Regions from separate parts of the Mus musculus genome. Here region 1 is linked to region 2. Evidence: chromatin loops called from intact Hi-C (ENCODE). Cell type or tissue: gastrocnemius. All regions are shown on one strand. Links, peaks and the distances in the headings refer to the core of each region. The heading gives the core; the rest is flanking DNA. Region 1 has its middle 100 kb from the start of Esr1. Region 2 overlaps Syne1 (spectrin repeat containing, nuclear envelope 1).

Evidence for each region. A loop is a pair of places that touch in the nucleus more often than their neighbours do. Peaks named below come from ENCODE experiments on the same cell type or tissue, not always from the same donor. Only the 100,000 strongest peaks of a DNase experiment are listed, where the experiment ranks them.
Region 1: it touches region 2 in a loop (4-fold over the local background); 17 of 42 quality-filtered maps call a loop at or near these places.

The regions. Positions count from the first base shown.
Region 1 is chr10:4,600,994-4,612,038 of GRCm38, reverse strand. It overlaps a transcript of Esr1 not described here. Among named protein-coding and RNA genes, the nearest start is that of Esr1, 100 kb to the left of the region's middle. In gastrocnemius, for the core only: no CTCF peak of the experiment used is centred there; no DNase peak of the experiment used is centred there.
Region 2 is chr10:5,154,794-5,165,838 of GRCm38, reverse strand. It overlaps Syne1 (spectrin repeat containing, nuclear envelope 1), which reads left to right. Exons shown (of 146, transcript NM_001347711.1): 98 at 3,371-3,505; 99 at 4,278-4,387; 100 at 8,080-8,218. Among named protein-coding and RNA genes, the nearest start is that of Gm51757, 170 kb to the left of the region's middle. In gastrocnemius, for the core only: a CTCF peak has its summit at 4,075 (motif pointing right); a DNase peak (open chromatin) is centred at 4,087; H3K4me3 peaks cover 279 bases; H3K27ac peaks cover 2,328 bases.

The DNA.
Region 1 (11,045 bases), core at 1,401-9,400, 550 kb after region 2:
GTTTTGGTAGAATCCGTTCCGAGGCTGTTATGACCATGAAATTAGGAAATGCAGAGACTCAGAAGCAAAGAGCTAGCACCACCACTTGACTGGGATTGGAAACTCTGCTCCGGATAATAGGGGAGGGGGTGGCCTTCCTCTCTCTCTCCAGCCAGGTCTGCTTCCAACTTTCTCAGCGTTTGCCTACAGATAGATGTTTGCAGAAGGACAAGCCTCTGGCTGAAAAAAAAAAAAAAAAGTGATCCAACCCACTTTCTCTTTCCTTGCAATAAAGCTCGAAGTCTAGACGAACATGTTGACTTGGAAAAAATAAAATAAGGGAGCGTTCTTTCTGCACACAGATTTTCCTCGCTGAAAACTAGCTAAGAAGGGGCATAAGGGTGTTTCTAATGTGAGCGCTTCTCAGAGTTTCTCTTTCACTCATTGACTCAACCAGCTAAGTCCGTGGCTCAGCAGTTCTTGTCACTGATTAATGAATGGGGTTCCTGATTTTGGAAACCTGAACAGCTTAGCCTGAGCTGACTCTGAAAGCCTTCAGGTGTATGAGCCTTCTATAAACTGCTTGGCATTTCCTGCCGTGATTTACAAGTCCTGTTTGCTTTGGGGCTTTAATCTGGTGTTTTGTTTTGTTGAGACAAGGTCTCACTCTGCATTTCAGACTGGCCTTAAACTCTCAGGATTCCCCCTGCCTCGGTCTTCCAAGTGCTAAACTTACAGGCGTAAGCCAACATGACTGGCTTTTTAAAAACTTATTTTGTTTGTTATTCTTTCTTTTTTTTTTTTAACTCAGAGACAAACACGCTGAAGCAATAATATGAGATAAAAAGCATTTTAAATTTATTTTCCTTTTTGGTACTAGGGATAAACCCAAAACTTTGATGTGCTAAGCAAACACATTACCTCTGATCCACAGACCTCTAATTTTTTCAGACCTTTTGGAATTTTAATAGCTCATAAAATCTGTTGTGTTCTATGTAACATGTGTTTTAAATGCTGGGTTGTTGTTTTAATGTCTTAGTTTTTCTTTTTTTCTTTTTTCCCTATTCTATAAATCTGAGAAAGAATGCTTCTGTGGAAGTAAGAATGGTATCAGGCAAAAGACCAAAAAAGACTCTGGCCACTGTCTCGATCCCTATACATGAACATTAGTGCATGCTGGGTAAGAAAAGCATCTCAGAATTGGCTGAGAGGAGAAAAGATACCAAATGTCTCATGACTGATCTACACATTCTTTATAATAAGTTGTCTTGATTGTCTTCAGTTTTCTATACCCTGGTGAGTTTGGCCCCAAAACAATTCAAATACACAAATGTGTCTGAATTTAACTCCCCCAAACTACATAGTGTAGGATGTATTTTAGTTGTGATCTGAAATGTTTTATTTCAAATTAGCGAACGTTAAACTTGATAAAACTCATTTATAGAAGGAATAATCACATAGGCCAAGCATGTCAGAGAAGGCCCTCGCTTTATTGTTCTTATTATGATTTCCTGTGAAAGGTAAGTGAGTCAACAAAATGTTTTGAATAGTTCAAACATTTTAAAAGCCAAGTGGTTTTTTTTCCTCTAAATTAATTGAATCCCTCTGTTACTTGCCAGGATGGATGAATCATGCTTTCAAGCAGCATTAGCTACCTGTTAGAATCAGTGGTGCACAATCCAGAGAAGAAAATTACCTAGGGCAGGGGTTCCCAAAATAGAACACCCCTCAGATTCGGAAGCAAGTGTACATTATTTCTTTGTTGTGAAGGGATTACAGATGAGTGTACAGGCACACAGAAGTAAGTGGGTACATGACTGCAGAGCCCAAAGCAAGACACTGCTGTGCTTCTCTGTTGCTCTCCACATCGTTTCCTTGAGATAGGTATCTCAGTGAACTGGAAGCTGGCTGGGATAGTTGGGCAGTGAGCTCTTGGGATCCACCTATCGAATGCGAGTGCACAGACACACTCACACACACACACACACACACACACACACACACACACACACACACACAAAGAGAGAGACAGAGACAGAGAGAGACAGAAACAGGGACAGAGTCAGAAAGACAAAGACAGAGAGAGAGAGACAGAGAGAAATAGAGAGAGTGTGTAGGTTTGCTGGGATTGCAGGCACACATAGCCACGCCCAGCATGCTAAAGATTCAAACTCAACTCCTCATGCTTACAGAACAAGCAGTCTTATCAACTGAGCCTTCTCCCTGGTCTTCTACGCCCTTTTCTTTTAAAACGCACGTTTGTAATATAAAGATGTGTATGAGGCTGTGTGTCCTTAAGGGACAGTTGTGATGCCCCCTTCTAGACCATGCTTTCTTAGGTGAAAAAGAGTGAAAACACCAGCCAAAGTCTTCCAAATGAGTGCAGGTGTCTGGCGTGTCGGGACAAAGCACTTTCTACAACACACAGAGCCAGGTGCTACTGACTGGCAAGGAGACCGTGAGATGCTGAGATTGCGAACACACTCTGGCTAGAGCCAGTATTCAAATTCAGGGGTCCAAGTCAAGCCTCCATGACAGAGACCTCTGCTACAGTCTCTGAGAATCCACAGAACTGCACCCAACATGGAAGTGTGTGCTGTACTAGGAGTCGTTCTGCAGTTTAGCTTCTTCATGACTTCACTACAGATTAATATATATGTATATGTGTATATAAATATATGCATATTTATACATATATACATATATAGATATATATTAGATATAGACATAGATATAGATCTGCCAAGACCAAAACATTGTTTTAAAATATTCTGTGCTTTTCGTGGGGCAAAAACTCTCCTTTGAGGGAAAAAATTACCTAATTAGACTGTATTCAACAGTATTAGACTGACTGGATAATAAGCAACAAAGAAGAAAAGGCCGGACGTGGTGGTGCACACCTTTAATCCCAGCACTTGGGAGGCAGAGACAGGCAGGTTTCTGAGTTCGAAGCCAGCCTGATCTACAAAGTGAGTTCCAGGACAACCAGGGCTATACAGAGAAACCCTGTCTCGAAAAAAACAAACAAACAAACAAAACAAAAAACAAAAAAAAGCATCTAATCTATCATTGAGAGCGTGTCGTCTGCTATGTCCTTATCAATAATGAGAGAGGGCCAGCACACACATCCTCTCTTCATGTCATGAACTTTATTAGCAACACCAAATGATGAAATTCTAGAAATTTTTCTAGGTTACAACCTAGTTTTTTTGTTTTTGTCTTTTGGTTTGGGGGGAGGGTTGTTGGTTTTTGTTTTGTTTTGTTTTGTTTTGTTTTGTTTTGTTTTGTTTTGTTTTGTTTTTGGATATATTCTTTTATTTCTAAAGTAACCATTAACAGCCCAGTTTCCACAGCAAAGGAAAGCAGAAAATTGATGTAGTCTGTCTGGGTTGTTCAAGTAAAATCTTGCTGTGATATGGATGATTCAAGCTAATTTTTTTTTTAATTTGGAGTTTGTGTTTTTGTCCAAAACCCCAAATAATAGCAGATCTTGGGACTCAAATATATAGGTAATTGCCCCAATTCTCCATTTGTCCGTATTAAGCAAGATGCTTCCACTGAGCACTGTGCAAAGGCTCTTTCGATTCCATCACACTGGGAAAATGTAGCAGTGAATTTCTGGTCCTCCTCATGTAGAGAAACTCAAATCGAGATCTCCTACCTGAAAATAGCAAAGAGGCCCTGACCACTCACCCAGCCATTTCAGTAAAGAAATTGTCCTGTCCGTGGTTGCTGTTGCCTGGTGTCATCCCATCTCCTGCCTCTAATTGCTAATTGAGTAACTACTAGGCACCTGCCCAGCCAGTGATCTTGCACCAGATCTAAGACATCAGAACTGATCATGAGTGCTGTAGAAGTTTTCCCTGCAAGCTCATGTGTGGCACTGTTTAGGGAGACTGTAAACCTCTTAAAGGTGGGGTGTGGTTAGGGAATGCAGGCAGCTGGAATATAGGCCTGTAGGTTATAGCTGAGTCCCAATTCTGGCCTGGGTTCTGCTTCTCAAACTCCAGTGTGAGAGGAATTGTAGCCTGTTGGTCCTGTGGCCGTTAACTCCACCAAACCTTGTCCTCTTGATGGACTTGACCCATTCAAACCATAAGCCAACATAAGTCTTCTCTATCTTAAATTTTTACCTAGTGAATTCTGTCACAGCAACAAAAAAATTAATGAATATAATAGCTAACTACAGGGGGGTTTGCACGGATATGAATTTTTAACTTTTGACAGGGTAGTGGGCCTCATATTGGGGTAGTACAGTAGAAGACACAGGAAGCAAAGACCCTTAATTAAGTGAAGTTATCCATAGACAGAGAAAAATCAGCTAGCAGAGATTAGCAGACATGGGGCTCTGGACCCACAACTTCCTCACTCCATTTGCCACACTCATAGATCTCAAGTTCTGCAGTAACTTATCTTCAGGAGGCTGGGAACATTTTCTCCCGGATCTTGCGTGCTGGTCATAGGAGGCACAAAACCCAGTTCTTGTTGCAGTGTACAGGGATGGGATGGGGTTGTCAACATCACGATGGTATGGCCAACATCCAAGGAGGCTGTCTCCACCATCAAGAGCAAAGGGAAGCCTTGCTATTACTTATGACAGGAGTTAAGAATCAGGTAGAAAATGGACTGAAGTATCTGCTCTGGTAGAAGTGTCCTCCCCACCCCAGCTTAGCAACAGGAGAGTCCCACCCATGATTTTGATTGGCATCCGTGTAGACACCATTGGCCCAACAGCACTAGTGAATTCTGAGAGAATAAAATTCTCTAGATAGGATCTGGGGAAATGACTCCACTGGCAAAGTACTTGCTACAGAAGTGTGAGGACCCAAGTTTGCATCCTTAGCACCCATGTAAAACGTTAAGCATGACAACATGTGCCTGTAATTCCAGCTGGGGGAGGACATCACAGGTAGATCGCTCCAGCTCACTGGCCAGCAGAGCTGAATCAGGTTCAATGAGTCCCTATGGTGGTCTGAAGGAGACTGGCCCACATAAACTCGTACATTGAATGTTCCTAGTTCCTAGCTGGTAGAACTGTTTGAGAAGGATTAGGGGGTGTGGCCTTGTTGAAGGAGGTGTGGCCTTGTTGGAGGAAGTGTGGCTTTGTTGGAGAAGATGTGTCACTGGTGGTGGCTTTGAGAATTCTTGGAAAATCCATGACAGACCCAATTTCTAGCTCTCTGCCTCATGCCTTTGGACCAGATGTAAGCTCTCAGCTACTGCTCCAGCACCATGCCTGTCTGCCTGCTGCCATGTCCCCTGACACGATGGCCGTGGCCACCTTCTAAGACTGTGAGTGAGACCCCAATTAAAAGCTTTCTTTTTTAACTTTTTTTTAAAGATTTACTTATTATTACACATAAGTGCACTGTAGCTGACTTCATATGCACCAGAAGAGGGCATTAGATCTCAATACAAATGGTTGTGAGCCACCATGTGGTTGCTGGGATTTGAACTCAGGACCGTCGGAAGAGCAGTCAGTGCTCTTACCCGATGAGACCTTGCCAGCCCCTAAATGCTTTCTTTCGTAAGTTGCCTTGGTCATGGTGTCTATTCACACAATAGGAAAATAAGTAAGACAAACTCTGTCACAAAAAAATTCGATGGAAAGTAATCACATAGTATACACATGTTCACACAAGCACATACACAACAAGTACACACACACAAAAATTAGAAAGTTACATTAGAGCTAGCACATGGCATCCAAGTTTCACAGTAATAAGTAAAATTGGGAAATAAAGAGCAAGGATTTAGATTACTAAATAATCTTAAGTGGGAAACATGCATAAAGTGTATAATAATAAAGGTCTTTGTATGAATGTGTTTCACATCATTTCTATTTCAACTAAACTTTGTCTGATTATTACATAATGCCAACTCTGTTTCATAAAACCACCCTGTACTCCACTGGTTTGCTCTCTTCACCCTCCAAGACAAACACCCACACGGGTAGTTCCAGGACACTTGGAACCCCTAAAATCCTACCTGAACTCTGGGCACATAAACACACGCATTTTTCTGAAGGAAGAGTCTGGAAACTTCGTAGGATCTTCTCTGAAGCCTACACAAAGTTGAGAATCAAATGAATGGTGCTGTCACTTTAAATCAAAATCACAGTCACATATGTCATTTCTTCACGATTTGTAAAAACCTCACCGAGATTCAGAGTGAGTGCCACATGCAGATCCAATCTGACCCTCCTGCTCACACCAGGCAAACATTGTATCGCAGGAAACAAAGATGTGAGAGTAGTTCTTGGAAAATCAATGATGTTATCTACTTTCTCCCATAGAAGCACAAAGGAAGTAAAAGGAGAAGGAAGGCATAGACACGCTATAAAAGAGTTGCCTGGGTGTGAGAAGATAGTTGATGGGATGCCCAAAGCACATAGTAGGACACAAAGGCCTGAACAGAAAGGATTACAGTATCAGAAAGTTTCCCTATGGAGGGCTAGGCGAGGGGAAGATATCTCTGTGAGGGTTTGTGACTCCAGACTCTGCCCTTTCCAGTGCCTTGTGCAGGGCTCTGTCCTTAGGAGACATCACTTAAACAACAGATGTCAGGCTTCAAATGATAAGTAGGTTTTCCAAAGCCATGGCATTAACTACAAGTAGAAGCTGGCTTTCTATGCATTGAGATAATTAATAGGTGTCCTGGTAAAATCCATACTCTAAGGAAGATGCATAAATGAAGCTCTGGCTAGTGTCCAGCTGTGGGCACCATTCAACAGAGTAGCCATTCCCTCAAAAGCACAGGAGTGGAGAAGGCAGCCTGGGCCCTATGTGTGTATGAACTATTTACACCCTGTGTGTGTATGAACAACTATTTACTCAGGGGAACAAAAAAGAGAAAAAGAAGAAAAAGAACAGTGTTTGAACCAGCAGGGTTAGAGTTAGGTTATGTAATGCTGCAGGCAAGAAGAATAAGGCCTATTTTTTTTTCCTCTTTCCTGGAGAACGGTATTGTGAAATAGTCCAGGAACAACCACCAATTTCCACAGTCGTGGGTGCTTCTCCAGGTTTCTGTCTGACAAGGTCAACAGTCAGAGCCCTGGCAATGGCCTTACACCCAAGAACTCAGATGATCCTCAGTAACCTAGCAGGCCTAAAGCAATCTAAGGACAGTGCTTTCAGAAGGCACTGAAAAGGGCAGAGTCTGGAGTCACAAACCCTCACACATACATCCTCCCCTCACCCAGCCCTCCATAGGGAATCCTTCTGATACTGTAATACTGAGTTCAGGCCTTTGTGTCCTACTATGTGTTTTGGACATACCAACCTGTCAGACCAATAGGGAGTGGGGGAGATGACACCGACACAGGCATGGGGCAATGTCCAGGATTCTCTTAGTTGTTTTGAAACCACTTCCACCCACTCATACTCAGGTGTCTATGCTGCCTCTCACACATTGCACAACCTTAGAAAGGATCATTATTTTAGGGTCTGCAAAGCAGGCCCACCAGAAGTCAAAACAAAAATCACTCAAAGCTGTGCCCAGGCAGGGCTAGGACCAATGCATCACCGCTACAGGAGCTGAGTAGTGAGTGGGGGGTGGGGGGAGCAGTGGTGCTCGTGTTTAAGGGGAAAGTAAGAAGTTAAGATCCAGACCAGGAGAAGAGACTATAAGAGATGAGTAGACAGGACCAGAGTGCTTTGAACAAAGTGACCCGAAGCCATCCCAGGCAGTGTAGGCATGTCTCAGTCAATAGAAATAAAAGAGCTTCTAGCTTTCCCGTGGGTAGGGAATTCCACCCCTGGGAGACTAGGAGTCAAGGCAAGACTTGGTCACAAGGGAACAAAGCTACCCCAGTTGCTTGGATAGGTTCTTAGAGATTGTGTATTCCAGTTCATCTTTTCCAACCACAAATCATTCACTGCATACCCACAGTGTGCCAGGTACCATTCTGACTGTTGTGTCCGTGGAAACAAATGAAGAGCTGACCTTGCAGAGATTAGATTCCCATACAGTAAGGGTAAGATGCAAATTTTTATGGATTTAAAGTTTATATTCCACCTACCCCTCCCAATAAAAAAACCTCATATGCATGCTGAAATCTTAAAACCCAAATAGGTGGAATTGGCAAATGGTTGTTGGTTCATGAGGTGGGGGCTCTCCTGAAGGACTAGTGCCTTTGTAAAGGAGAGTTATTGGGGTCTTTTCATTGTATAAAACCACAGGAGGAAGATAATTTCCAGGACCCCAGAAGGGAGCCCCCATGAGGACCAGAACATACTAGTAAATGGATGGATCTCAGTCTTCTAGCTTCCAGAACTATGAGAAATGTCCACCTTTTAAGTCACCTAGATTATGATATGTGTTACAGTATCCCAAGCTGATGAATATTATAGTCAATGAGATAGACAGACATGGTCAAAGGATGCTGGAGATGAGATAAAGGGGTGCATGGAATAGAGACAGGGAGGACACTCACTTATACCTCACATATCAGGGAACACAGGAAGCTGGCTAGGAAGCAAGCGCTCCTGTCTCTTCTTACGAGCTCCATCATACTGATCTCCTCCTAACACCTCCTGATGCCATCCCGTCATAACTCATAATTTCAACATATGACTTTAGGAAGGACCCTAGCATTTGCCCACAGCAGGAGCTGGGAAGCGAAGGTACTTAGATAAGAGTGGGAGTGGTAAATGGGGGCCTCTTCTTATATGCTGGGTTCATTTGAAAGGCAGAGCCAACATGATTGCTGACAGATTAGATGCCTGGTAAAAAGAAAAGAAGCCAAAATGACTCCAATGTTCAGACCTCAAGAAATCCCAATGCAAACCAAGCATCAAGAGAGACAGGAAAATCCCCAAAATGTATAGGTTTAAAGGAAAAAAGAAGTTTCCAGAATTTAGTTTTAGACATACCAGATTTGAGGAAGCAATTAGATAACCAAATGGCGTTTTAGTGGTCGGTGGAAAGGATTGGAGTTAAATAAGACTTTGGGGTTCTTAGGTATGCAGGTGGTATGCTGAAGTCCAGGGACAGTAACTCCCGCTTGGTGACATGGGACTGTCACATCCCTTGTGCTTGTCTGGCACTGACTATCCCCACTCCCCCGACCTCAGATGTCTCCCTGTCATCTACATCCGCTCAGGTTTGCTCTTCGTGCCTGTCACCTCCTTTGCTCTAATGCATTTACTTTTCCAGAGTCCTGTTCTCTCAAGCGCTGCATACTAAATTCATGACTAACGTAACAGAGAAGCAGATGCAAATTACATTACCAGGTCTATCTGTCCGTCCACTTCTTTTCAAGCCAACATGAGTTCTTTTCAGTAAGGGCCATGCCTGCTGGCTGTGGTTGCACACAGTGGGATCAGCCTGCTGGCTGTGGTTGCACACAGTGGGGTCAGCCTGCTGGCTGTGTTTGCACACAGTGGGGTCAGCCTGCTGGCTGTGGTTGCACACAGTGGGGTCATACGCTGAAGAGGGAAGCACAGTCAGAACACAGGTTCAATAAGGAGCAGATCAAAAGAAAAAATTGGGTCATATTTAGGATCCACACTTTATCTGTATGCACATGTATGTGCCAGTAGAGGCCATAGAGAGGCATCAGGTGCCCTAGAACGAAGTTACAGGTGGTTGTGAGCTCCCATGTGTGTGCTGGGAACCAAGCCCAGGTCCTCTGCAAGAGCATCAGGTGTCCTCAACCACTAAGCCATTTCTCCAGCTTCCGAAAGCTTTGATTTTTTTTTTTTTTTTAAAGACAGGGAGAGTCAGGTAGCATGAAAGCAATGCCAAAGAGGAGGACCATAAAATGAGATAAAACCCACTGATGAGAGTTGCCCCAAACACCTGTATGGCAGTAGGCAACATAGCTTCTTTTTCTGTTACTGTGATAAATGTCCAAGCAAAAGCAACTTAATGAAGGAGTGATATGCTTAGGCTCAGTTTGAGATGGGGAAATCCTCATGAAGGGAATCTCCTCTGGAGGGGAAGTCCTCATGGAGGAAGTCCTCATGGAGGGGAAGTCCTCAGGGAGGAAGTCCTCATGGAGGGGAAGTCCTCAGGGAGGAAGTCCTCATGGAGGGGAAGTCCTCATGGAGGGGAAGTTCTCATGGAGGAAGTCCTCATGGAGGGGAAGTCCTCATGGAGGGGAAGTCCTCATGGAGGGGAAGTACTCATGGAGGGGAAGTCCTCATGGAGGAAGTCCTCATGGAGGGGAAGTCCTCATGGAGGGGAAGTCCTCATGGAGGGGAAGTCCTCATGGAGGAAGTCCCCATGGAGGGGAAGTCCCCATGGAGGGGAAGTCCTCATGGAGGGGAAGTCCTCATGGAGGAAGTCCTCTGGAGGGGAAGTCCTCATGGAGGAAGTCCTCATGGAGGAAGTCCTCATGGAGGGGAAGTCCTCTGCAGGGGAAGTCCTCATGGAGGAGGTCCTCATGGAGGGGAAGTCCTCATGGAGGGGAAGTCCTCATGGAGGGGAAGTCCTCTGCAGGGGAAGTCCTCATGGAGGAAATCCTCATGGAGGGGAAGTCCTCATGGAGGAAGTCCTCATGGAGGGGAAGTTCTCATGGAGGAAGTCCTCATGGAGGGGAAGTCCTCATGGAAGAAGTCCTCATGGAGGGGAAGTCCTCATGGAGGGGAAGTCCTCATGGAGGGGAAGTCCTCATGGAGGAAGTCCTCATGGAGGGGAAGTCCTCATGGAGGGGAAGTCCTCATGGAGGGGAAGTCCTCATGGAGGGGAAGTCCTCATGGAGGGGAAGTCCTCTGCAGAGGAAGTCCTCATGGAGGGAAGTCCTCTGCAGGGGAAGTCCTCATGGAGGGGAAGTCCTCATGGAGGCAAAGTCCTCATGGAGGGGAAGTCCTCGTGGAGGAGGTCCTCTTAGAGGGGAAGTGGCCATGAAGCAAAACATCATGAGGAGAAGAACAGACATCAGAGCTGGAAGCTTGGGTCACATTGTGTCTGCAGCCAGGAGGAAGAGACTTACCAGTGCTCAGGCTTAATTGGTTTCCTCTTTTCATTCAGTCTAGGATCCAAGCTCAGGAAATGGGGCCACACTCCCATAGGGCAGCTCTTCTCACCTCAGTGAATCTAACAGGATGATCCCTCACAGACTG
Region 2 (11,045 bases), core at 1,057-9,056:
ACATAAAACTAGCCAGCACAACTATGAATCATGGGATTGCAGGAAAGAAAACACAAGTATAGAAACCCAACGCTCTTTCCCTGGAGCAGTGGGTAAGAGTGCAGGACTCCGAGGAAAGGCAGAGCCTCTGTGTAAGCTGCAGAACTGGAAGGCTGAGTTCTTATCTTATCTGCCTTCCTACTTGGGGTTGGGGCAAGGGACGGGGAAGGGTTGGTCTCAGGGTTGATAGCAAGATGACCCAGGTAGATGCCTCACCAGACTCTAGCCACAAAGGCCTCTTCCATGCTGGTTCTCAATTACGTCTCTTCACAGGGCCACACTGGGGCCATAGGGGGTCGTAGCTGTTCTCCAGTTCTGGGATGCCCTCCCCTAGATCTGTGCCAGGTTTTCTACTTTTCCATGCTCCCTGAACTTCTTCCCCTCTGACAGTGCTCACAGACCAGCCTAGCAAGCCTTTCCCATCACTTTCTGTCCCTTTACCTCCTGCCCCCCCACTCCCTCCCCCAACTTAACTCAGCCTTGCTGGTGCATTTGTTAGCTATCTGGGTCTTGACCCAGGCCCTTCTCTGGTTGCTTCTCGCATAGAACTCTGAGCTGCAATTGCAGTGTCTCATGCATCATATGTATTTAAAGGGTGAACTGTATATATATATATATATATATATATATATATATAATCTGATCTATTTCTTCATATACTCAGGCTCTGAATCCTCAGCGGGTCTCAGTGTGAAGCATGAGGCTAGGTGGGCCTTCGACATCCCATTAGAATAAGGCAAGAAGTTTGTCTGGGTGATAAGTGACTGCTTTTTTGTTTCGTCCCTAGCCAAACTCCCAAAGCAGCAAGGAAATGGTGAGGGTGTGTGTGTGTGTGTGTGGGGGGGGGGGGGTGAGATGAAGGGAGAAAGCAGCATGTTTTGGGATTGTCACTTGTAATTATCACACCAAGTCCCTTAAAACCCCCAGGGACACTTTTTGAATTTGTAGAATGGCAAGCACTGTGCCCACAGTTAGCTGACACTTGACTATGTTATTCTCCTGTACCCCTCAACCCCGGCTCACACACACACACACACACACACACACACACACACACACGGTTTCTCTGTGTAACTCTGGCTGTCCTAGAACTCACTCTGTAGACAAGGCTGGCCTTGAACTCTGAAATCCACATATTTTTGCCTCCTGAGTTCTGGGGTTAGAGGCATGCACCACTGTCACCCAGTTTATTTTGCTAATTCTAATGGCACTGAAAGACTCTTGTTTGGACAGGAGCTATTTAATACTGGGGGCAACTATCAGAGGAAAGGGTTTCTCTGTTATGTAGCCCAGGCTATTCTGGAACTTACTGTGTAGAACAGACTGGCCTTCAACTCACAGAGATACACCCGCCTTTGCCTCCAGGCTACTGGGAACTATTTATTATACAGACGTATATAATTAGCTCTTTTTGAATAACATACATTCAAAAATCAAGAGTCCTAGAATTAATTCAAGTCTTAGGAGATTCATAGGTGGAGCTGGGAGCCATTTTCTACTTTCTTTATAAATTTATTTTATAAGCATTTTTATATTCTTAATTTTTATAGCTTCTTACAGTTTTGCTTCATCTTTGAAACTTTTAGACATACATAGAGTGTACAGTGTCGATCATGTCTGCTTCTTATTTCCCCTCCTCAGCAGGTCCCAGGACCCTTATAACATCTCTCCCAACTTGATGTCCTTTTTTAATTTTAATTTTTTAATGTCCTGAATCCAGTTAGTGCTGCCTCCTTATGAGTGTAGTGTTGTCGGGGTTGGGGTGAGTTAAGGCTTTCCTGCCTCTTGAAGTGTCCCGGTGATTATCGCCCCAGCCCCCTCCGAGGTTGACCACTTCCTGCAACTCTTGAAAACAGAGTTGAAGAGGCAAGGCTGGGGCGGGTGGGGGTGGGGAAGCCAAGGATGTTCAGCCATCTTGGAAGCCCTTGCTGCAAGTTATTAAGCTCTGCCGCCTTGTGACAAAATGACTGATGGAGACAACTTTAGGGAATGAGAGACTTGGTTTTTTTGCTTTGTGTTTTCAGAAGTTTGACTCAATGACACACTTACTAATGATAGTGGCAAGGCAAAGATATCATGGCTTAAGGGCAAGGCAAAGCTTTAAAACTCAGGCAAGGAAAGAAAAAGTACCCTTCAAATGCCACTAATGACCCTTTCCCGGTGGGCTGCTTTTCTCCTTGTTCCACCTCTTTTCAGTTGTCCACCCCGATTTTTAATCCATGGGTAGATTAATACTGTGGATTTTGGCAGAGCCCTCAAGACCTAACAGACACAAGGAGCAGTTATGCCTTCCTATTCTCCCATGTGCCCTGTACCCAGCCAAAGTCCACAGCCAGCATTAACCTTCATGTCTTGCTCTTCTTGAATTCTAGAATGTGAACCCAACCGTGGATTTACTGTTTCTCAAAGGTGTTGATCTCTTTGGTTGATAACCTTTAAAAAAAAAACAAAAAACAAAAACAACAAAACAAAAAAACAAAAACTGTTTAAGAAGCAAGGACTTGCTACTGTGCCCATTTTGGATAGATAACATGAGAGAAATGTTGGCCGGGCGAAGCTTTTAGAGGAGGGACAACAAAGTTTGACATGTAATGATTATCTGGGTAGCATTTTACCTTTGTGTGATTTTAATATGTTCATAAAAGGGTTGAGTTTTATATTTATGTGGAAAAAATTTAGAATAATACTTGAAGACTACTCTGGAAAAATGGGCTTCCTTAGAAATAACCCTGGACATAATCACCTGCTTACTCTTGTTCCTAAAAGTCTCAAAGTCTTGTGTCACCATCACTTTTTTAATGGAGTGCAATGATGGTGATGAAGTCATTATCCCAACTACACCAAAGGAGTTGTCTTTCCAGTGAGGTGAGGTTTTCCTGTGAGTGGTTTCAACCCTAGGACAAGGGACTGAGGTGCATAGTGTAGGTACCAAAGCAAACCTGGCCTCCAGGTTCTCCCAGCATCCTTCAGTCCCTACCTGACATACTCCTCCCCCTCCCCCAACCCTAAACTTTCCAGCCCTGGGGCTGGGCACCATTCCACTGTATAATCCAGCATTCTTTGTCTCCTTGTTCAGTCTCTCTCCCTCTCTCTCTCCTCCTCCCTCTGACACCCACACTTTTTCTCTCCTTTACCATCATCTCCTCTGTCTCCCTTTCAATGGCAACTTCCCTCTCCTCCTTCCTTGGGGCCAGAGAACTCGCCCGCCCCAGAGCAGCCTCCCAATAAACCTACACTTCATATAATCTATTTGGCTTGAATTGGCTCATTTCATCGGCAGAGAAACAACTTTTCAGTGTGGCCCCTGATTCCTGTCTTATCTTGTTCAAAGCAGGGAGTCACACAAGAGAAAGAGGAGAACGATGTTGACTTCACAGACACCCAGAGCCCCGGCGTGCAGGAATGGCTGGCACAAGCCCGCACCACAAGGACCCACCAGCGGCAGAGCAGCCTCCAGCAGCAAAAAGTAAAGCCTTTTCCACCTTCCTGTGGGCATCTCTGCCATGAGCAGAGCTTGCGGGCAGTGTTTCTGTGACCGTAGGTTTTGTTGACATGAGTTTTGTTTTGTTCTGGTTTCAATGCTGGGAACGGAACCCAGGCCAGGCCTGGGATCCACATCCCAGCATGGATATGGGTCTTGAGTAGTTCTTTGATGCAATGTTTGCTTCTATTTTACTATAACACAAAAGCCCCAGCAAGGCTTCTGAGAATGGGCAAAGCTCTGAAATGCATTTTTCTCCCCAAAGAAATGAAATGTGTTTCCTATTTTCTAGTAGACTCCTCACAAGACCCAATTGTAAATGGATGTGATACAAATGATTTCAGTCGATTAATTTTTTTAAGGAAACTAACTCAGTGTAAAAGGAATACATAAGTACCTTCTCATGTCAAAGTGTAAACTCACTTACTGTGAGTGCACGCAACTCAGATTGGCTGATAATCAAGTTTAACTGTCCTGAACTGATGTTTGTAAGGAGTCTGTCCTGGCTAGTCTGAGACAGCTTTGACTTTGAAAGGAAAGAATATATTTCACCACATGAGGGCGCTGTTGTCCAGCAAAAATTTTCTGTTCCTGTTGCTTTTTCAGTATATTTAATCAGAACAAGAGTATTTGCCTAAACTGTGCTCAGATTTACAGTTATTAGAGCCCTCCTTACGTTCTGAGGAAAGGAAGCAGTGACGGTGACAGCCACCATCAACTGCTCTCTGAAGTGACCATAACGTTTGCGTTTGTGCAGGAGTTCGAACAGGAGCTGGCCGAGCAGAAGAGCCTCCTCCGCTCAGTAGCTAGCCGTGGAGAGGAGATTCTAACCCAACATTCCACCGCAGAAGGTTCAGGTGGCCTTGGGTATGTTTTGAAATTGCAACTTCCTTTTCTCGTGTTTCTCTGTCATTTGAAAAAAACGGAACACCTTGCTCCATAGTTACTTTCCACACAAGGCACTGACACCGCCCCCCCCCCCCCCCCATTCACTTTAGGATATTAAATGTCTCTGCACTGCCAAGCATTTTGCTGTGCAGATAGAAAAATGGCTGCTGATAATGACTAATGAGTTTGCCTTCCTGGAGGCCCAGCACACATATCATTTTCTGAGTCAAATGTGTTATCAAATCACATCTGTGATATTTCCAACTGATGACTATACCTAATCAGAGTGTTTTCCTCTTGAGAACTCCTGCAGAATATTCTTAAGAAGTAAAAATAATAATAAAAAGGATGTATATGCAGGCTAAGTGGTAGACTTCCAAACAGCTTTCTTCCTATAATCCCTACATATAAAGTTTTTTATCCTGGGGAGTAGGATTGGAATGGACACTTTGAAAGTCTTACATACAGAAAGATGAAATATTCGACTAGACTTCTCAACAGGAGGTTTTTATTTGCAAGCTGGAAAGGTAACAGGGCTACAGCCAGTGGGGTATGCCTGTGACTTGAACCACGGACCTTGGGTGTCTTGGCTTGCTTACCTACAGAGTTATGATAATACGGAGCAACCATCAAGACAAAATGTTTTGATAATGATACAAAGAAAACCCTTTCCTTTTATTTGTTTTTGCCATGACAGGTATTCTCTGGTTTCCCTAGAACTCACTCTATAGATGAGGCTGGCCTCAAATTCACAGAGATCCACCTGCCCCTGCTTCCCAAGTGCTGGGATCAAAGGTGTGTGCAGCACCACCCAGCTCGGAAGCACCTTTTGTTCCTAGGGGTCAGTAAAGACCTGAGTGTCTGAGTGCAGTCTTTGCTTGTTTCTCTTGGCTCTTTCTCCTTGTGCTTTGTTTCCTGATTCTAAACCCTGTTTCAGCAAAATAATATAAAAAAGAGTAGATGTTAGAAAGATGTTATAAGATATTATTTATAATGTCAAATAATTGAAAAGGCAGGAGTACCTACTAGCATCAAGAAAAAAATTACAACATGGTATCAGAAATCTTACATGTGGAAGCTGAGGAACATTGTGAATTGAAACAACACATTGTATTCAAATGGATCACTGGAGATAACAGATGTGGCTACTAAAGTGTTTTTGTAGTTTACTCAACACTGACTCCGTGATTCTGAGTGTTGATATATTGCAGATATTATGGGATGCGTAGTTTTGACATTTAGGTCTCCCCAAATCTGTGAAAGCTGAAATAATTGCTACCGTCCACCAAGTTTAGAAAGATCCGTGATAAGGTCTTTAAAATACATCAGCAGCAAAGCCCCAAATGAAGGGGACGCTCGTCTAGGCTAGTAGAGCAGCGTGTCTTTTCTCTCACTACCCACTAAGCAGCTCTGAGGCATTCGCACATCTACAGTTTCTCAAGCCCTTTATTTATATCTCTGCTTTTGAGAAGGAGACAGCTAGTGAGTGCCGTCTGCTTGGCAGACAGTCGGTTCCACAAAAGAGCTATGGGAATCTTGTGCAAGTTTCTTGTGGTTAAAAAGAAAAAAAAAATGTTGCTGTTGTTTTTTGCTCCCTTCTCCTTGGCCTTCAGCGTTGGCTAGAGCCCAGACAACAGATAAACATCTACAAGTTGCTTTAGTTGCTCTTTCAAATATTAAACTCGTGTAAAAAGAAATCTGTCTTGCATGGTAGCTTTCTGTGAAGATTAACTTTAAAAGAGTGGTTCAAGATCTTGAACCACTTCGGAATTCTTCAATGGTTATACAAACTCCTTAGAAAAATCGCCCTTCAGTGTAACTGAGTCCAGTTCACACCTTCTGTCAAGAAAAATCGCCCTTCAGTGTAACTGAGTCCAGTTCACACCTTCTGTCAAGTTCCCGGTTATTTCTAAGGCTAAGAAGGAAAACCAGCTTGGAATTCATTGACATTAAAAAAAATTTTTTTCCCCCATGAGAAATGAAAAGAGAATTTCTGATGTAAAACTAACTCGCTGCTATTTTTATATGTGTCATTGGTGAAGTATAAGAATACAAATGGTAACTACTCCCTTGGCTCGATATGAATTTTCATGCAAACACTGGAGATGAGGCCATTGTAACCAACGCAGAAGAAAATATAATAAAGAGATTTCATTTCATATGAAGTTTCAAACTCCTTTCTTTTCTATTGAAAGTGTGTTTTGTTTTGTTTTGTTTTTAAACAACATTCAATTAGAGGCATTTTTTCAACATTAATTTTTAAGGTCAATGTATGTCAACAGGCAGACCATTAACCTCCACATGGTAGCCGTTCATCACATAGAGCTGTAGGCATCAAGTATGTTCTATTTAACTTTGAAAACTGTGTAGCATGTGAATGTCATGACAACTGGGGCTCAGAGAGATGTGGCCCAGGTTACCCTGAGTTCCAGCACTAACCGCTGTCATAGGCACTTGGCTTCCTGTTCCTGCTTTCTGCATGCTGGGGATGGAACCCAGGGCCCAGGCATGCTTAGGCAAGTGTTCTACCATCGCCCTACCCCCACCCCATGCCTGCTCCCAGCCTCAGATAGACCTGGGGTCCCTCCTGTCCTTAAATGGACCTGGGATTCTTGCCGTCCTCCTCAAGGCACATCTTCCATCTGTCCCCTCATCTCCTGTCCCTCTACAGCGTGGCCCGAATATCCTGTATATTCTTTATGGTAAAAGTTCTCATTAGGCTAACAATTTTCAATTTTGAACCAATTTATAGGCTGATTATCAAAGGATCCTAGTCTATGATCATACTATAGTTTATTTCATGCTTAGCCATTTTCAATGTGTTTTTAATATTCCTGTGTTCATGATTAGATGTAGGAAGAAAATATGTTACAGTCTCAGTATTTCTATTTTAACTTTTCATGTTTTAAGGTATAAGCCCACAAGTAAGATAATCATGTTATAATTTTTGAGGTCAGGTCTGTTAATATCAAATAGATTATCAGTCTATTATTCTCTCTCTCCTTCCCTCCCTCTCTCTCTCTCTCCCTCCTTCCCTCTCCCCTCCCTCCCTCCCCTTCTCTCTCTCCCTCCCTCCCCTTCTCTCTCTCCTTCCCTCCCTCTCTCTCTCTCTCCCTCCTTCTCTCTCTCCTCCCTCCCTCCCCTTCTCTCTCTCCCTCCTTCCCCTTCTCTCTCTCCTTCCCTCCCTCTCTCTCTCCCTCCTTCTCTCTCCCCTTCCTCCCTCCCCTTCTCTCTCTCCCTCCCTCCCCTTCTCTCTCTCCTTCCCTCCCTCTCTCTCTCTCTCCCTCCTTCTCTCTCCCCTCCCTCTCTCCCCTTCTCTCTCTCCCTTCCTCCCCTTCTCTCTCTCCTTCCCTCCCTCTCTCTCCCTCTCTCTCCCTCCCTCCATCTCTCTTCCTCTCCCTCTCTCCCTCTCTCCCCCTCTCTCTTCCTCTCTCCCCCTTCCTCCCTCCCCCTCTCTCCATTCCTCTCTCTTCCTCTCCCTCTCTCTCTCTCTCCCTCCCTTCCCCCTCTCCCTCCCTCCCTCTCTTTCCCTCCCTCTCTCTCCCTCTCCCCCTCTCTCTCCCTCTTCCCCCTCTCTCTTTCTCCCCTTTCTTCCCCCTCTTTTTCTTTTTCTGTTTTCTTTTTTCCGGTTTGCACACATTGTAAACTTAGACTGTTTATTCTTCTAATAGTGAAAAACCTGATGTGTTATCCCAGGAGTTGGGGATTGCTGAAGACCAGATGAGAGTGAAGTGGGAAAGCCTACACCAAGAGTTTAGTGCCAAGCAGAAGCTACTACAGAATATTCTGGAACAGGAGCAAGAACAAGTGGTATCAAACATTTTCTTCATTTCTTTGTTTCCCTTTGGGCTTGTGAAACAGGGTCTCCTGCTCCACATGTTGCCCTAGAGTTTGCAATGTAGCTGAGGGCTGCCTGCTCCTAGGACGGCTGCCTCCTAGGCACTGGGCATGCGAGCATGAACCCCTTTGCTCTGCCTGTTTAGCTTTAATATATTAACTGATAGAGGAGATACACAGCTTATGCTATGGGAGTAGAACTGTATAATAATCAGTATAATGAATGAATTATATAATTCTGAGATAAGTATAAGGCAAGTTATTCATTTTGTATTTTGCTTCACAAGGCATGCCTCACATTTCCCACAATGTCTTTGTATGTGAAAATTTATCTGATTTCTATATTTTTCCCAAAGATGATTAATATCTGATTTTTTATTAGCATGAACCACAAAAGTCCAATTTAATTTTCAACTTTGAAAATTATGGTTTCAAACCTAGAGTATACATATCAAAAAGGATTTCCACAAATCTGAAACTTAACTGCTGGGTTGCCCCCTTCCCACTGTTACTTCCAGTCTTGAATGCTTTCAGAAGGTTTTAATGAGAAACATATTGGAGCCTTAGAGGGTCTTGAGAACAAAAGAAGCTGATGGTCAGGTAGGGCAGTTAGCTGGCCCATCTGTAAGGCCGGTTCCTGGGATGGATATCGTGTGATATTGGGCTCTGTTCCATCATGCACACAATATCCAAGGCAACAGAAAGTTCCAGAAAAGTAATAGTTATTGGTTCAGTCTTTGCAGAGGCTGGAAACCAAGGGGGAAGTCAGAGGAACTGGAGAGTTTAAAGGGGGTAATGAGCAAGCCAGGAATCTAGGTATGCCTGATGCCTACAGTGGCTGTGGCTCAGAGGGGCACGGGGCAGAGTCCCAGGGCTCAGCAATGAGTTAGCAATGTCTGCCTTGCTCACTGGAGGACAGCAAGTTTTCCCCAGTGGGGTAAGTCCTAGAGTCTTTACTGTTGGTCCTGAAAAATCTGCTGTTGTCATCATTTGGAGCTAGCTGTTCAGGAAAGGGTGATAATTAGACAGAGATGGACAGGAACTGTCAAGGCAGGCAACATGACACGAATCAGTGAACAGAGATGGTCTGTGGTGACAGACTGTCGCATTTCTTCTGACAGAGTCGTTTTCCAAAACCTCCTAGCAGGCTTCACTTTCTGCTCTTTGCACTCCTCTGGCCAACGAGTCTGCAGGAATTGCCATCAGCGCTGGCTGATAGCACGCCATTCTTGGGTTTTTTTGTTTTTTTGTTTTTTTTTTTTTTGTGCCAGAATCATTTTCATTCTGACACTGATATTCAATGTCTTTTGCACAGACCTCCAATCTTTGTCTGAACCCTTCCTTACACCCCTAGTCAAATGTTTCTCACACCTGGAGCTAGACTTCCTGAGGTAGATCACCTCAGGATGTCGGACTTCCAGCTTACCTTCATGCCACAGTATTTTTCCATTCTTTGAGATGTAAGCACCTAAAAAGATTCCTGCCCCTTAGAAGCCTAAGCCCACTATTCCACTAATTGTCCACTCAGGCCATAGCACCCGCATGACTAGCACTGAAGACATACCTCATTGTGGAGAACTGCATTTCCTGTAAGTGTTGGTATCCAGCATTTTCCATCTGTCCTACCATCATGCTTCTGTGACACCTGGGTGTTGTCCAAGTTTGGGTTCATATTCCTGACCTTCATCTTACAAGTAGAAAGTTTCAGCTGTCCATTTTATTTTACAGCCTGTTTTGCATCAGGAAACTTCCTTTTGGGAACCACTGGTTTTCCTCTGGCATGAAGAGTGAACAGGAAGTAGATAAGAGGTCCAGAGCCCCTGTCAAGGGGAGAGAAGCCTGTTTTACACTTAGATTTTAGCATGTCTAGCAACACTTAGATGTGAGAGGCCTTATGTTCACTTTGTAGACAATGTTGGCTTAGGAAAGGGAGATGGCAGTCTCAGGATCTAATGATCTTGAAGAAGCAATGCTGGAACTGGGGTATAGATATGTGTGTTTCAAAGTCTCTCCTTTTCACAACTGCTGACTGGAAACTTTATACATCAGATATACTTACTACTCTCAAGTGAAAAAGCTAACACAATCGAGCGGGGGGCGGGGGGGCGCTGAAATTAAATAGCTCAAGGGGTCAGTGGATTCTGTCTCTCCAATGGGATTTTTCTTCATCTCTTTACTTGTAGAGTATTTAAGTTAATGCCCCCTTGGCAGAAGCATTTTTATGGATTTGGGGTTAAATACTGTTCTACCTTCTGCAAATCTGTAACCCAACCCAGAAACTATTTCACACTTTCTTGAGGAAATAAGTAGCTATGGGAGGTCCCACTCCACAAACAGGAATCCAAAAGGGAGCAAGTTAAAATAATGGTGAAAACCCACTATAACAGATAAATCATTTAAGACTGCAGCAATGAAGAGACAAAGATATGCCGAGTAAGAGATGTTCAAACTGCAGGATGGAGTGGCCTGAAATTCTCACGAGATGATGGATAGTCAGACTCAGTCAATCAGTCAATCAGTCAATCAATCAATCAATCAAACGATCAAATGAGAGTGAAGTATTTTTGAAAAGCCATAGAACTTTCATTGGGGGACATCTCCAACGTATTTGAATGCTGGTACTGCAGATGGTCCTTGTGGGGGAGGATTCTAAAAGAAGTTAGAAGAGAAGAGGTGAATACTAAAAGAAAGGAGACTGGTGTCCGGCAGAGAGTTAGGAGGACTTATTTCTCTAAAGACAGAGATACAGCAAGGAAGAAATTTTCAGGGTAGCTGAGACAAAAGTTCAGATATTTCTACC